Regions from separate parts of the Mus musculus genome. Here region 1 is linked to region 2. Evidence: chromatin loops called from intact Hi-C (ENCODE). Cell type or tissue: gastrocnemius. All regions are shown on one strand. Links, peaks and the distances in the headings refer to the core of each region. The heading gives the core; the rest is flanking DNA.

Region 1 (8,332 bases), core at 45-8,044, 61 kb after region 2:
CCTTTTGGTTTTTTGAGACGGGACCTTACTCTGTAGCATAGCTCAAGCAGGCCTGGAATTCATGCTTCTCCTTGCCTCAGCCTCCTGAATGCTGGGATTACAAGAGTGAGACGCAGTACTAGTGGTTTCTTATGGTAATGCGCAGAAGAAAAGAACTTGACTATATTTAGTATACAGAATCCACATTATATCAGTGAGACCCTCCAGTAAGGAGGAGGACTATACATGAATCGAGATTCATACCTGCAGGCTCAGGGAGGTGGGAAGAGAGTGTAGTCCTTACTGGCGGTCATTCATACAGCATTTTTGTGACCTTCCAGAGACATTATCTATAAAGAACGCCTGTGACGGGCAGGTTACTAGAGATGGTAAGTCAGGTCTGGGATTGGATAGGCTATGTTCCTATTCAAGTGGTTTCCTTTCATTCATAGGTTTTTTTTTTCTTTCTAAGAAATGATCTTTCCTGTACAGAAGCTGAGTTCTACGATGTCTGGATTTTTGAGACAGAGTCTCATTATGTAGCGCTGGCTGGCCTGGAACTCACTCTGTAGACCAAGCTGGCCCTCAAACTCAAAGAGGCCTGTCTCGGCCTCCCAAATGACACCATGCCTGGCTCCCTCCTCCTTTGTGTGTGTGTATGGACATGAGTGAGCTTAGTGCACACACCCATGGGTGTACAGGCCATAGCAGCTCATCAGGTGTCTTCCACTGTCACTGTACTTTACTGTACGGATAGGGTCTGTTGATGAGCTGGAAGCCTGCTGTTTCGGCTAGGCTGGCAGGCCAGTGAGCTCCCTGACGCTGCCTGTCTCTGTCCTACCACACTGGGGCTATCGGCACGCATGGCATACCTGGCTTTTTTTGTTTTTAACATTGTTACTGCGGATTCAAACTCAGATCTTCGTGCTTATGACACAAATGCTCTTACCCCAGCCCCTCCCACCCCACAAGCCTCCAAAATATCCCCAACACATTTTACCAAATAGAGAGATCTGATTTTCAAGTGCAAAACACTGCAGGAAGTGTGAAGCTGCCTCAGCTCTTCTCTGGAGTGGGGTGATTTTAATTAGGTAAGCATTTAGCTGGCATCAAGCACTCTGGGAGTGGAGTGTTATTTGGGGCAGGAAGACGGGTGGATGAAGAAGGGTCAGGTGCCTTTAGTTCTGCTTGCTATTCAGTAGCCAGACTCAAGTCAGGGTTCTCATGACCTGTGGGAAAGGTTTTAAGCATCAGCCTTTCTGTCCACTAAGGTCTTCCTGTCTGGATTTGCTTGTGTCCACTGTCTCTCCAGCCAAAACAAAAAAACAAATTCAGTTGAAGGGTATGTATAGACATATAAACCTTTCTTCTCCTACTTCAAAAAAAAAAAATGGAGGTCATTTCTATGTACATAAGTGTGTGCTTTGGCCAAGCAGTGGTGGCGCACACCTTTAATCACAGCACTTGGGAGGCAGAGGCAGGCGGGTTTCTGAGTTCGAGGTCAGCCTGGTCTACAGAGTGAGTTCCAGGACAGCCAGGGCTACACAGAGAAACCCTGTCTCAACCCCACCCCTGCCCCCCTGAAAGAAAAAGAAAAAAACAAACAAGTGTGTGCTTTGGTATATGATGAAGGTAAGCAGGCAGGTGCCGGGTGCCGTTGGAGTTCACACGAGAGAAGAAGGTCAGAGCTGGCTGTGGCTCCACCACCTGCCTCCACTTCCACAGGCTGTGGAGAACTTCATCTACTCTTGTGCTGGCTGCTGTGTAGCTACATACATCTTGGGCATCTGTGACAGACACAATGACAACATCATGCTAAAGACCACGGGCCACATGTTCCATATAGATTTCGGCCGCTTCCTGGGTCACGCACAGATGTTTGGTAACATCAAGAGGTAAGTGGCTTCCTGTGTGGAGGGCCAGAGTGGTTCAGGGCTGGGACACAAGACAGAGACTGGAGCAGCTGGGCCTCAGGGCACTGACCCTGGGCTGAGCAGCTTCTGGAGACCAGAAGACCGGTAAGGAGCTCGAGTTTGTGCAGGGCAAAGATCGGCTCTTCTTCCTCATTGGGGACCAAGCAAAGCGATGGGAAGCTTCGAACTAGTGGGGAGCTGGGAGAAGGTACTACTAGATCCCAGGTCGGAACACATGGTGAGGGGAAGGAAAGCAGACCTCGATTGATGGCGCTTACAAGATGACCTCCCTTCTCCGTATTGACCGTCTACCCTCTATGTCCCCTTGGCCCAGGGACCGTGCCCCGTTTGTCTTCACCTCAGACATGGCGTATGTCATCAATGGGGGTGACAAGCCTTCCAGCCGCTTCCATGATTTTGTTGACCTTTGCTGCCAAGCCTACAACCTCATTCGCAAGCACACCCACCTCTTCCTCAACCTTCTGGGCCTGGTGAGAAACTCCATCTCTTTGTGAGCCCTCTTTCTTATTACCTGGCTCCATCTTCAAGGCTGCCCTGGGTTGTTCCAGAGGATTCCTGGGGCTCCACTTCTTCCCTAAGGGCATCCAGACAACCCAGGGACAGTGGGGCCTGACCTCTTACTTTAGCCCCTCCATTTCTGTGGCCCTCTGCCACAGCATCTGCCTATAACCCCAATCAGGCAGCTTGTATAGAAAACCCTGGCCTACGGCAGAGAGGAAGCGATGCTGGGCTGCTGTTACCCGGTGCTCTCCTTTCCTCTTCCAGATGCTGTCCTGTGGAATCCCCGAGCTCTCAGACCTGGAGGACCTCAAGTATGTGTATGATGCCCTGAGACCTCAGGACACAGAGGCCAATGCCACCACCTACTTCACAAGGTAACACGCAGCACAAACCAGCACTGCCACCTAAGTAGTCCATTGGCTGCCTGCCAGGCTGGCAGGAGCAGGCTGGGCAGTGGGACAGGCTTAGCCCAAACGTTAAGGCCAGGGCTTGGATCTGCTATCCCCATTTTTGCCTTGGTAATCAGTTTGTTCCTGTCTGCATTCTGAGGCCAATATGTATAAGTAGCCCAGGCTGTCCTGGAACTCTCTCTATAGACCAGGATGGCCTCAGACTCAGAGATCTGTCTGCCTCTGCTTCCCAAGTGCTAGGATTGAAGGCATGTGCCACCACTGCCTGTCTCTTATTTGTCTCTTTACCAGGTCCCAACCACCGACTTTGTCTAGGAGTCAGGGTGGAAGCTGGATTTTATTAAAAGGTTTTAGTTTTAGTTTTTCAAGACAGGATCTTCCTGTGTAGCCCTGGCTGTCCTGGAACCTGTTCTGTAAACTAGGCTAGTCTTGAAGGAACTCTGAGATCCACCTGCCTCTGCTGGAATTAAAGGTGTGAGCCCCCACATCCAGTTTATAATCCTTCTTTTGGTCAGACTCTGGCTCTTCCACCAGACCTCACATAGAATTTAGTGTTTTTGAGCAGGGCCTAGTGTGGTCCTTGAATTCCATTTGATAGTACTAGGTGGGCATGTGCTGTTCCAAGTTTCCCTCGTCCCTTGGCAGGAGGGACAGGAACTCAGGATTCACAGACATAAACTACATGAGGTGATTGCGTCAATCAGGTGCTCTGAGACTATTACATTGGGAAGATAATTCAATCTGGTGGTTGTTTTTAGGACTCAGGGCTTGATAGCACACACCTGTCATCCTGGTACTTAACTTGAGGCAAGAGGATCACCATGAATTTGAAGCTAGGCTACACAGTGAGATCCTGTCCCCCTCCCTCAAAGAAGAAAAGAAATCTCAGGGTTTACAATATCTGCTTGGGCAGCTGTCAAGGCAAAGGCAGGTTGGGTCCCTGGCTGCATCCCCTGTTTCCCATGCTCAAACAGGTTGATTGAGTCCAGCCTGGGCAGCGTAGCCACGAAACTCAACTTTTTCATCCATAACCTGGCTCAGATGAAGTTCACAGGCTCAGATGACCGGCTGACCCTCTCCTTCGCTCCCCGGACACACACTCTCAAGAGCTCTGGCCGCATCCGAGATGTCTTCCTCTGCCGACATGAGAAGATCTTCCACCCCAGCAAGGGCTATGTAAGTGTTTCTCCTCTCTGACCCTCTGTTGCTCCCTGTCCACCGGCCTTCTTAGAGTAAACTCTTCCTCCACACCTGCACAGTGGGCCCTGGAGTTTACTGAGGCCATTGCACTGGGAGTAAACCCAGACAGACCAGTTCCCTCGCTGATGTGACCTGCATTAAAGTAGGCTCAGGCCGCTGAACTGGTTGGTAATTCTGTGAGTCATGTGTCCGGTGAGACACAGGTAGGAAGTCTCTGCTTTTAGGTTCCTGCCTGTGTGCTGCCTACCCTCTTATCTCTACTAGAGACTTTCCTTCGGGCATGTAACACACACCCCACACTCCCACGAACACAAGCACTCCTACTCCCCTCTAGTCGGTAGCGAGTCAGGCAGGAGTACTCTGAGTTTGTCCTTTGCAGGTATATGTGGTGAAGGTGATGCGAGAGAATGCTCACGAGGCGACATACATCCAGAGGACATTCGAGGAGTTCCAGGAACTGCACAATAAGCTGCGCCTGCTCTTCCCTTCTTCCTTCCTGCCCAGGTAGCCCCTCCCCCCCCCAGTCTTGCCAGAGCTGAAAGATGGGGGTGGGGGGTACGAGGGAGGGAGCTAGCAGGACTGCTGTTTGAGAAAGAACCATTTCAAACTGAGAATCTGTCAGCCTGGTGTTGGGCTTGGTAACAGGAGCGCCCCCTGCTGGCTCGTATCTCCAGACATCCCAACCGCCTTGCCCTAGTCTTGGAAAACAAAGTGTGGGGGCACCAGCCAGAAAGCAAGCCAGCTGAGCTGAAAGCAGGGCACTAGGTGATCTCAATGTGACTCGAGGTTTATAACATAGCAAAAGAATGTATGTGTGTGTATATATAATATAGATAATACAATGTATATATGATCATTTATAGTATAGCAATATATAATAACATAATATATAATTGAAATTAATATATAATAATATAATATGTATATATAATTGAAAGGGAAGGACCTTTGATAGCTACGTCATGCGCCTAAATGAAAGACGCCAGGGCAGAAGATGATTCTGTTTATTGGAGTCCCCCAGAGTAATCAGAGTCTTAGGGATGGAATGTAGACTTGGTGGCTGAGGTATAACAAGTGTGCTGCCTCAGTTTTGCAAGATGGAAAGAGTTTGGGACCTGGCTTCCGGGGTGTGTGTGTGTGTGTGTGTGTGTGTGTGTGTGGTGTGTACAGAGAAAGAGATAGAGCTGGATCAACCCAGGCACAGATGTGAGCACAGACTGGGGAGTCTAGTAGGAGTCAGGGAAGAAAGGTAACTAGAGATGCAAATGGAATGTCTAAGCCTTCAGACTCACTCGTGTCCCTATGTCTGTTTTCTGCCTCTCACACTAGCTTCCCTAGCCGGTTTGTGATTGGCCGCTCCCGGGGAGAGGCAGTGGCTGAGAGGAGGAAGGAGGAGTTAAATGGCTACATCTGGCACCTGATTCATGCAGCCCCTGAGGTGGCTGAGGTGAGTGAGTGGGTGTGGGGTGGGGGTGTGAGAGAAGTAGGTCTGAGTCCTAGGGAAGACATGAGCGGTCTGTACTCTTGAGGAATGACCAGTGCCTGGCTCTACCACAGATGAGAGAGCACAGTGTATGGTGGGTCTAGCCTCAGACCTAGGTTTGGTTTGTGGTGGGTCTAGCCTCAGACCTAGGTTTGGTTTGTGGTGGGTCTAGCCTCAGACCTAGGTTTGGTTTGTGGTGGGTCTAGCCTCAGACCTAGGTTTGGTTTGTGGTGGGTCTAGCCTCAGACCTAGGTTTGGTTTGTGGTGGGTCTAGCCTCAGACGTAGGTTTGGTTTGGTTTTGCTTTCATTTCCCATGCTTAAGTTAGAAACATTCTCCAGAGAAAGGCTTGTGTTTCAGCCCCAGACTAACTCCAGGATTTCTCCCGCCCCAGCTGTGCGTGCCTGTCAGTGGGGAAATCGGGAAGCGAGAAGTGCAGTACTATAGACTGCTTTTGGCCCAAAGTGGCCTGGATGTTTTTATTTACTTACCTTTGTCTGTTTTGTCTTTTGAGTTGAGGTCTCCTAGTTTTTATTTTTGGAGATGGAGTTTCTCTGGGTAGGCCTGGCTGTCCCAGAACTCACTCTGTAGACCAGCCTGGCCTCGATCTACCTGCTTCTGCTTCCTAGATGCTGGGATTAGTCCTGTGCCACCACCACAGTCTAGCTTGGGGTCTTGCTCTTTAGCTCAGGTTAGCCTAGAACTCACTTTGCAGACTAGGCTAACCTGGAACTTATAACAATCTACCCTTTACATTTTGAGTGCTGAGAGTATAAGATTTGGCTCCCCTACGCATCCAACCATCGGCTATTTTTTTTTTTCTTTAAAAAAAAGTGTGTGTGTGTATCTGTGTAAATAAAATTAACCCTTCCTGGGTCATGTCTTACTGAAGAGTGGCCCTGTTTTCTGGTCTGTTCCAGTGTGATCTGGTGTATACTTTCTTCCACCCCCTGCCCCGAGATGAGAAGGCTTCAGGCCCCAGCCCAGCTCCGAAGTCCTCAGGTACAGCACCTTCCTGGTGGCACAGCACCTTCCTGGTGGCAGTCCTGCCAAACCATAGCCCCACCTCTTTGGCAATCCTCTTTCCTGTTCAGTTGTTTACTTGGCCCAGGACTCAGGTTTTCCATCCGGGCTGTGGTGTCCACAGCTCTACGGCTGGGTTCCCTTGGGGACGGCTATTCAGGTAGTGATGACCCTATCCGATAGGGTACACTCATCCCTACCCAATCCCACATTGCATTCTAGAGCACCTGAGAATCAGAAACCTGACAGGCCGGGCAGGGCTTCAGGAAGGAAGTAGAAATGTCTGCCTGGCACCAACCAGGGGCACTCCTGGCCTATAGACTTCTGTTTCCTTTATTTCTGCAGATGGGACGTGGGCCCGGCCGGTTGGGAAGGTCGGTGGGGAGGTGAAGCTGTCTATCTCCTACAAAAACAACAAACTCTTCATCATGGTGATGCATATTCGGGGCTTGGTAAGTACAGGCACAGCTCTCCTGTGGTCTTTGGTCTTTCTGTTGGTAGTTTTTGGACGAATCAGTCTTTCTCCGCCCCTGGATAATGAGAGTGACCACAGAAATTTATTGAGCCTCCACCGCAGGCCGCCTATGCCAGGCCTGCGGCTGACCAGGCAATTCAGGCACAGCTGCTTGCTTGCTGTGGTCTGTGGCAGTGTCCTGGGTACTGAGAGCCTCTTTCTAAGATGATATTGGTGCCTCTTCCAAGGGTTGCTGTAGGGATGAAATAATAACATGGGAAGCTCTTGCCTTTCTGAGTAGTACTGTTGTGGTAGTAATTATAGTTTTATAAAGGAGAGACCTAGGGGGCTTCCTACCTGGCTGTAGTAATAGATACATGTAGACAGGTGATTGTAGACAGGGCAGCCCTTGCACTTCCTCCCGGCAGAGGCAAGGCAGTACCAGGTTCTAACAGCATCACGGATGGGCAAGGAACTTTTGTTGAACATTTGTGATGTGCAGCATCTTATATGGCTTACTTTGGGGCTCAGAAAACAAAGAAAAACTGAACCGAGTCAATCAAAGTGAATCAGTAGTTAGCTGGCCTTGAGCAGACAGCCTCTGCTCTCAGACTCGTGTCTCTACCTCTGAGGGCTTCAAGGGACCAATTGACAAGTTAATCATGGAGAAAAGATGCCTCAGAGACCCGATGGCTCATTTGCAACTGTAGTACAGGCCAGGCACATGATGCATTCGTTTCTTTAATCCCAGAGCTTGGGAGGCAGAGAGACCATTCTCTGCTTGTGTCAAGCCTGGTCTGTATAGTTAGCTCCAGGATAGCCAGAGCTATGTAGAGAGAGACCCTGTCTTGAAAAACTGAAACTGAAAACTAATCTATCTATCTATTCAATGTAATCACAGTAGGTGTTTTTATCAGAGTGTAATGAGCTGGGAATCAGACAGAAAGATTAGGTGCATGCCACAAAACGCCAGAGGGGGAGCAAGATATAATCTAGACCAAAGGGTAGCCTCAGGGACCATTAGAAAGTAGAAGATGCTGCCTGGACCCTTCAACTTCTGTTTGTGTTCCATTGTAGCAACCGCTCCAGGATGGCAATGACCCTGACCCCTATGTAAAGATTTACCTCCTTCCTGACCCTCAGAAAACCACAAAGAGGAAAACCAAGGTGGCCCGGAAAACCTGCAACCCTACCTACAATGAGATGGTGTGTGGAAAATGGGGGTGTGAAGGGTAGGCAGGGTCTTAAGCCGCTTTTTGGATGATTTATTTATTTATTTGGGTTTTCGAGACTCAAGCTCCATGGGTAGCCAAGGCTGGCCTCAAATTCCTGCTCCTCCTGCGTGCTGG
Region 2 (8,332 bases), core at 299-8,298:
CACCATAGCTATTTTCAGACACACACCAGAAGAGGGCATCAGATCTCATTACAGATGGTTGTGAGCCATCATGTGTTTGCTGGGAATAGAACTCAGGACCTTCAGAAGAGCAGTCAGTTCTCCTAACCGCTGAGCCATCTCTCCAGCCCCTTGTTTGGGTTCTTTTTGGTTGTTTTGTTTTGTTTTTTGACAGGGTTTCTCTGTATAGCCTGTCTGTCCTGGAACTCACTTTGTAGACCAGGCTGGCCTCAAACTCAGAAATCCACCTGCCTCTGCCTCACAAGTGCTGGGATTAAAGGCATGTGCCACCACTGCCTGGCTCAGCCTGATTTCCTATAGCATCCAGGACCACTAGCCTAGTCCTGCCCACAGTGAGCTGGGCCTTCCCACATCAGTCATCAATCAAGAAAACACACCACAGGCTTGTCCACAGGTCAATATAGTAAAAGCATTTTCTCAACTGAAGTTCCATTTTCTTGAATGACTCTGGGTTGTATCAAAGTTATGTATAACCAGCCAGCACACCCTCCAAATGCAAGTTTTTATTATTCTATTACATTTTCCATTGCAAATTAAATCTGAGGGAGCAAGCCCAAAATGTACAAGGACAGCTGGTCAGATGGTGCAGTGGGTTAAACACAAGCCTGTTTTAACACCATTAAAGTGATGGTGTACACATTTAATCCCAGCACTCGGGAGACTGAGTTTGAAGCCAGCCTGGTCTACAGAGTGAGTTCCAGGACAGCCAGGGCTACACAGAGGGAAAGGAAGGAAGGAAACAGGAAACAGTTGGGGGCTGAAGAGATGACTAGGTAGCTATGAGCACATCAGCTCTTGCACAGGACACAGGGAACTCACACAGCAGGCAGCTCACAACTGCCTGTAACTCCAATTCCAGGGGACTAATAACATCTGTTTTCCTCAGGACTCCTTCCTGCAGGCACCTGGAGCACAGGCAAACACACACACACACAACTAAACAAATCTTTAAACATATGCAAACAGCAAATAAATGCAGGACCTGAAGAGCAATAGGGTATTGTTAAGGCCTGGGTAACTAACTGCTGCCTGGTCTAGCCAGCCATTTTATGCTGTTATTACTGTTACGAATAAACTTTATCATGTGCTGTTACTACGGTTACTAGAAAACTTTCTGATGCCTGAGTTGATTGCATATTCTGTTATGTTTTGTGTTGGAGTCCAGGAATCGCCTCATAAGCCACACAAACACTGGTCTCAGTCAGACAATATTGAACATACACCCCAGGCCTAGTCAACCAGGGCTATGGTCCAGATTCAGGAACTGAACCAAGACCCTGAGTTAAGGTCCTACAGGATTTTTAAGCCCCAAATCCACAAACATCTGTGCCAAGTTGTTTCACCATTCAGGATTTAAGGATAGGGGGTTTGCTTAGGAACATCTCTTTGTTGTACACTTCTCCTGTTCCCATTGTTTGGGGTATTCAACTGTGGCAGGAGACTTGCCTTATCTAATATTCATATCTGTCTTAGTTAGGGTTTTACTGCTGTGAACAGACACCATGACCAAGGCAACTCCTATAAGGACAACATTTAATTGGGGCTGGCTTACAGGTTCAGAGGTTCAGTCCATTGCCGTCAAGGTGGGAGCATGGCATTGGAGGAAACGAGAGTTCTATATCTTGTTCCAAAGGCAAACAGAAGAAGATTGGCTTCCAGAGAGCTAGGATCAGGGTCTCAAAGTCCATGCCCACAATGACATACTTACTCCAACAAGGCCACACCTACTCCAACAAGGCCACACCTCCTAATAGAGTCATTCCCTGGGCTAAGCATATTCAAACCATCACAGACTTGTTCCTAAGGAAACCCCCTGTCTTAGTTAGGGTTTTACTGCTGTGAACAGACACCATGACCAAGACAAGTCTTATAAAAAAAATACTTAATTGGGGCTGGCTTACAGGTTCAGAGGTTCAGTCCATTATCATCAAGGTGGGAGCATGGCAGTATCCAGGCAGGCATGGCACAGGAGGAGCTGAGAGTTCTATGTCTTCATCCAAAGGCTGCTAGTGGAAGACTGACTTCCAGGCAACTAGGGTGAGGATCTTATACCCACACCCACAATGACACACCCATTCCAACCAGGTCACACCTATTCCAACAAGGCCACACCTTCAGATGGTGCCACTCCCTGGTCCAAGGATATACAAACCATCACACCCCCTATCCGTGAATTCTAATTGGTGGAATAACTTGGCACAGATGTTTGTGGATGTCAGGCTTAAAAGCTCAGTAGGATTCTGGATCAAGGTTGTGGTCAGCTTTGGAGTCTGCTCTGTGGTCCTGATCAGTCAGTCCGGGGTGAATGCTCAATAAACTATCCCCATCTGATTGAGATACATGTGGTTTGTGGGGTGACCCCGGACCCTGACAAGTATGATTTATAAAATGGACGGGACTAGAGTTTTCAATAAGAAAACTACATTATCAGAGTGGAGCTGAAGCAGTTGTCAGCCATATGGAAGAAACTGTAATGAGCTAAACAAATATCTATCTATTTAATTACTTGGACCTATTTCTTGAGCAAGTTATATATCTCAAGCAAGAAAAATGTTTCTCTGTCTCTTTGTTCGAGGTGTGGGATGAATCACACTCCCGGATTTTTGTAGCCCTGGGTGGCCTGGAACCTGCTGCTATGTAGATTATGGCTAGCCTCAAACTCCCAGAAATCTGCCTGCTTCTGCCCCCAGAGGGCTGGGATTAAAATTGTGGAATACTACACCTTGCACACCACATTTTATGGGAAGGGAAACAGTGCTTGTTCAGGATGCCTGAGAGAAACAGGAATAAAGAGACCTTCATGGTTTCCTCCCACAAAGGCCTTGTCACAGCTGGATGATAAAGCCAGATGTTTCAAGTTAAACTGATTAAATGAGATTGGCCAACCAGTGAACTGCTCACTGAGCAGGGTGGCCAGGAGGAACACAGCAAATCTGAAAGGAACTTGGAGAGCACATGCCACACTCGCTGGCAGAAGTGAAGGGAAATGGGGAGACTGTGGCCAGGCTTGGGGCAGGCTAAGGAGGACAACGTTGCTCTTATGAGACGTTTGGCCTGCCAGTGGTAGAGCACACCTTTGTTACCAGCACTCAGGAGGCAGAGGCAGGTGGATTTCTGAGTTGGAGGCCAGCATGGTCTACTGAGTTAGTTCCAGTACAGCCAGGGATCCATAGAAAAACCCTGTCTCAGAAGAGGAAGAAGAAGAGGAGGAGGAAGAGGAGGAGGAGGAGGAGGAGGAGGAGGAGGAAATTAACACAGCAGGGCCCATCTGAGGCAGCAATAAATGTCTCTGCTTTGCGTGTATGTTGTGTGGAAACACCATCACAGGTGTCGTCTCACACCTTGCCTTACCTAGAACCAAACATCTTGCCTGCTTCTTGAAACTGTTTCTTGCATGACTGCTGGATTTAATGTGTCCACTAGAGGGCAGGCTAAACTCACAAATTCTGCACATGGAGCATCTAGTTCTCTGGGGCTGCTGTTGTTTTATTTATTTTATTTTTGAATGTATGTGTATGCGTGCCTGTCTGTCTTGTCACTGTGTGATGAACACGCCTGTGGCGGCCAGAAGAGGGTGCTGAACCTCTGGAACTGGAGTTTCTTGGGCCACCTGCTGTGGGTCCAGCAACTGAACCAACTCCTCCGAAAGAGCAGCAGGTGCTCAATGGCTGAGCCATCCCTCTCTCTGTCTAGCCCTTGTTTATTATGAGTTTTGAGATGTCTATGTATCCCAGTCTAGCCTTAAACTCTTCATCCCCCTTCCTCCTCCCTGGAGTTCTGAGATTTCCAGTGTTCGATGCCAAGCCCAGGTGGGCCTTCTGTAGGTGTCACAGGCTTAATTTCACCCACTAATTATTTTCAGACTGCTGCTATTTTGAGTGTTTTTTGTTGTTGTTGTTGTTGTTGTTTTTTTTTTTTTTTTTTTTTTTTTTTTTTTTTCTTCTTTTTCGAGACAGGGCTTCTCTGTGTACCCCTGGCTGTCCTGGAACTCACTTTGTAGACCAGGCTGGCCTCGAACTCAGAAATCCGCCTGCCTCTGCCTCCCGAGTGTTAGGATCAAAGGCTTGCGCCACCACACCCAGCTCGAATTTTTTTTTTTTTTTTTTTTAAAGATAGGGTTCACTAGAGCCTGGAGAGATGGCTCAGCGTCAAAGTCACTGGCTGCTCTTCTAGAGGTTCAATTCCCAGCAACCACACCGTGGCTTACAACCATCCACAATGAGATCCTGATACCCTCTTCTGTCTTACAAGACAGAGCAGTCACATACACAACTAAATACATGTTTAAAAAGACAGGGTCTCATTGTGTAGCACCGGCTGGTGTCAAATTTATATTCCTCCTACACGCCTCACACTTTGCCAGAATTAATGTGTGTGCCCAGTTCCCACCAGTTCTTTTAGTGGTGTGTGGGGGAGTTAGAATGTGAGATCAATACATCACCATTAACTACCATCACTATGCTGTACATCAGAGTCCCCCAAATTCAAAGCTCAAAGTTTCTTTCCTCTGAATAATAACCTGTCACTCCCCTACCAGCACAACCTCAGCCCCCAACTGCTTCTGTCAGTCTAACTGTCTGAATTCCACAGAAGTTAAATCATATACTGTCTGTATCTCTTTATCTGACTTAACACATGGAGTGTGATTTCCCCCTATGTTCATTAGTGCAGATACAAATGAGACTTTATTATTATTATTATTATTATTATTATTATTTTAGGTTTCTTGGTGTAGCTCTGGCTGTCCTGGAACTCACTTTGTAGACCAGGCTGGCCTCGAACTCAGAGATCCACCTGACTCTGCTGAGATTAAAGGTATGTGCCACCACTGATAGGCAGTTTCCTTCATTCTTAAAACTGAAGAGTATTCTGCACTAGATAAGGATCAGTCATGTTTTCCTTACACGCTCATTTATTAATGGACCCCTTAAGGCGGGTATGTGGCTGTCAGGAATAATGATGTAATGAGAAGGCTGGCTTGGAATTCCCCAGCTGATCTGCTGACCTCAAAGGTACAGCAATCCTCCTGCCTCTGCCTCCTAAGGCTGTGATTACAGGTGTGTCAATCTGGCCTCTCCTGCATTGCTAATAATAGTACTCTAGCCTTCTAAACCCACAGTTTAGTGTCTGGCCCTGAAGCCATTTACAACAAATGAAAAAGTTGCATGCCTTAAAAAAGACTAGGGGGTCAAAAAGATGGCGCCACAGTTCAGAATACTGACTGCTCTTCCAGAAGACCTGGGTTTGATTCTCAGCACCACAAAGTGACTTACAACCACCTGAACTTACAGATCTAGGAAATCTATCCTCCTCCTCTGGCCTCTACAGGCAACGAGAATGCATTCTGTACACAAACAAACATGCAGCCAAAACACTCAGACACATAAAATAGTGATAAAAAGACATTTCAAGAAGTCTTCAATGGAGCCAACTGTAGCAGTGCAGGCCTGTAATTGCTGCACTCAAGAGGCGGTGGGGGTGTGCTGGGCGTGGTGGTGCACGCCTTTAATCCCAGCAGAGGCAGGCGGATTTCTGAGTTTGAGGCCAGCCTGGTCTACAGAGTGAGTTCCAGGACAGCCAGGGCTACACAGAGAAACCCTGTCTTGAAAAAAAAAAAAAAAGAGGCAGTGGGGGAAGGATTGTTTAAAAAACCCTCTCTTTCAACAAAAACAACAAAATTACCCTCCCCGAGAGAAAGAGAGAGAGAGAAATGGAGAATAGAAGACAAGAGAATCCAAGATATAGCTCAGTTCATAAAGTACTTGGCTTTGAAAGCTTGAGAACCTAAGCTCAGATCCTCAGAATCTACGATAAAAATGTCCAGCGTTGTGGTGCCCTTGTAATCCTGGAGACTGCAAAATGGGCGGATGGTGGAGATGCTCCAGAGGTCACGGGCCAGCTAGTTTCAAGCAAAGTTCCTTGCCTCTGAGGGTCCCTGTCTCAAACCATCAAACAAACAAACATGGAGGTGCTGTAAAGAAGATTCCAGTTAAATATTATTAAATAGAATATTTATTATTGCCTCCATAACAAATCCCCTTTACCCCTCAGTTAAGTGGACTTCAAAGCATACAGAGCTAGGACTAGGGCTATAGTTCAATGGTAGATTGTTGCCTCTCACGCATGACATAATATGTCCAGTACCTAGTACTGCCAAGCCAACTGCTAGGGAGCCGAGTGTGGTGTGCAATAGGTGTAATCTCAGCAGTTGGGAGGTAGAGGTAGGAGGGTCTGGAGTTCAAGGCCACCCTCAGCTATAGAGCAGAGCTACATCAGAGTTTGTCTAAAAAACAAAACCCCCTACTTCAAAACAAATGTCTGACCTTACAGTTCAGTAGGTTAGAAGTCCACCCAAGTCTCTGGACTGAAGCCTGGGTGTCTGTCACAAGGCTGTGTTTCTTCTGTTTTTTGTCTTTTCCTCACCTCCAGGGGACGTCCAGCTACAACCCGAAAGCCATCCACATTCATTCTTCTACCCTTCCTTCCATCATCCTGGGCATCTCTGGGAAGGACTGTCAGTTTTAAGGGCAGGAGTGATTAGACTGGGCCTTGCTGGATAATCCAAGATAAGCTTCTAATCTACAAACCTCTGATCACACCTGCGTTGCCTTTTTAAATACCGTCTTCTTTTGTGTGTGTATGTGTGTGTGGGGGGGGGGGCGGTGAGGGGGATAGGATGTGGTCATTCCTTCAACTGGAAGTTCTGCCTGCCTGGATTGAATACTGTGTGGGTGGCATGTGTGGGTTCTTCTTCCTCCTCCTCCTCCTCCTCCTCTTCTTCTTCTTCTTCCTCCTCTTCTTCCTCCTCCTCCTCCTCTTCCCTCGTCCTCTTCTTCTTTCTTCTTCTTCCTCTTCTTCTTCTTTCTTCCTCCTCCTCCTCTTCCTCTTCCTCCTCCTGTTCCTCTCCCTTCTGGTTTTTCAAGACAGGATTTCTCTGTGTAGCCTTGGCTGTCCTGGAACTCACTTTGTAGACCAGGCTTGCCTGGAACTCAGAGATTTTTTTAAAAAAAGATTTATTTATTTACTTTATGTGAATATACTGTCTCTCTCTTCAGACACACCAAAAGAAGACATCAGATCACTTTACAGATGATTCCCATGTGGTTGCTGGAAATTGAACTGAGGACCTCTGGAAGAGCAGTCAATGCTTTTAACCTCTGAGCCATCTTCCCAGCTCTAAGAGCCCTTCCCACCCCCTCACCCCCACCCCCCAGACAGGGTTTCTCTGTACAGCCCTGGCTGTCCTTGAACTCACTCTGTAGACCAGGCTGGCCTCAAACTCAGAAATCCGCCTGCCTCTGCCTCACAAGTGCTGGAATTAAAGGTGTGTGCCACCACTGCCCAGCAAAAGCCCTCTTCTTTATTCTTCCGCTGAACCTGTCCTGAAGACCTGCAACTCTGACTCAGTGTTATACATCCGGGTGTCTAGGTGCTACAGATGAAAACATTCAAATAGTATCTGCATCATCATACAAAAATATCCAGCACTAGCTGTGGCCTCTATGCTAGCTGTAAGCAGCTGTGGGCCTCCATCCTTAGTTCTCTCTTGGTGTTGGGGGCTTAAGCCAGGGCCTTGTGTAAACCGAGTTATGTACTCCCTCGTTTCTTTCTTTTTTTTTTTTTTAAGATTTATTTATTTATTATATGTAAGTATACTGTAGCTGTCTTCAGACACTCCAGAAGAGGGAGTCAGATTTTGTTACAGATGGTTGTGAGCCACCATGTGGTTGCTGGGATTTGAACTCTGGACCTTCAGAAGAGCAGTCGGGTGCTCTTACCCACTGAGCCATCTCACCAGCCCCCCTCGTTTCTTTCTATGGTCATTTAAAACCTAACCACATTTTTTACATCTTCAATCCTATCTATTGGTTTTGTTTTGTTTTGTTTTTCAAGGCAGGGTTTCTCTGTGTAGCCCTGGCTGTCCTAGAACTCACTCTGTAGACCAGGCTGGCTTCGAACTCAGAATTCTGCCTGCCTCTGTCTCTCAAGTGCTGGGATGAAAGGCATGTGCCACCACAACCAGCTTTCTATACTATTTTTACTCTTTTTGTCTCAGCAGAATTCTCAAAGACGATCAAGTAGCAACTATTTTTTTTCTTCAGGGTATAGCTTCAAGACTTACTGCTCTCCAAATCCATTTGCCAGTGAGTCTCTCCAGGCAACTTTGTCTCGCATGCTTTGGGCCATCTCCTTTCCTCTTTGGGACAGTTTGCATTTTCACCCCTTTGCTCCCTGGTCTTACCTCTCAGCATAGGAACACATTTCTTTCTTGTCTTAAAAGAAAACCAAGCCA

What was found. Peaks named below come from ENCODE experiments on the same cell type or tissue, not always from the same donor. Only the 100,000 strongest peaks of a DNase experiment are listed, where the experiment ranks them.
Region 1: a loop joins it to region 2, with 6 times the contacts of the local background. A loop is called at or near these places in 16 of 42 quality-filtered maps.

Annotation. Positions count from the first base shown.
Region 1 is chr1:133,096,927-133,105,258 of GRCm38, forward strand. Pik3c2b (phosphatidylinositol-4-phosphate 3-kinase catalytic subunit type 2 beta) reads left to right here. Exons shown (of 33, transcript NM_001099276.2): 24 at 1,705-1,874; 25 at 2,227-2,383; 26 at 2,679-2,788; 27 at 3,799-4,000; 28 at 4,404-4,528; 29 at 5,354-5,471; 30 at 6,427-6,508; 31 at 6,875-6,981; 32 at 8,061-8,189. Among named protein-coding and RNA genes, the nearest start is that of Gm51647, 7.4 kb to the left of the region's middle. In gastrocnemius, for the core only: no CTCF peak of the experiment used is centred there; a DNase peak (open chromatin) is centred at 4,675.
Region 2 is chr1:133,036,134-133,044,465 of GRCm38, forward strand. No RefSeq gene overlaps it. Among named protein-coding and RNA genes, the nearest start is that of Pik3c2b, 5.7 kb to the right of the region's middle. In gastrocnemius, for the core only: CTCF peaks have their summits at 3,466 (motif pointing right) and 3,665; a DNase peak (open chromatin) is centred at 3,527.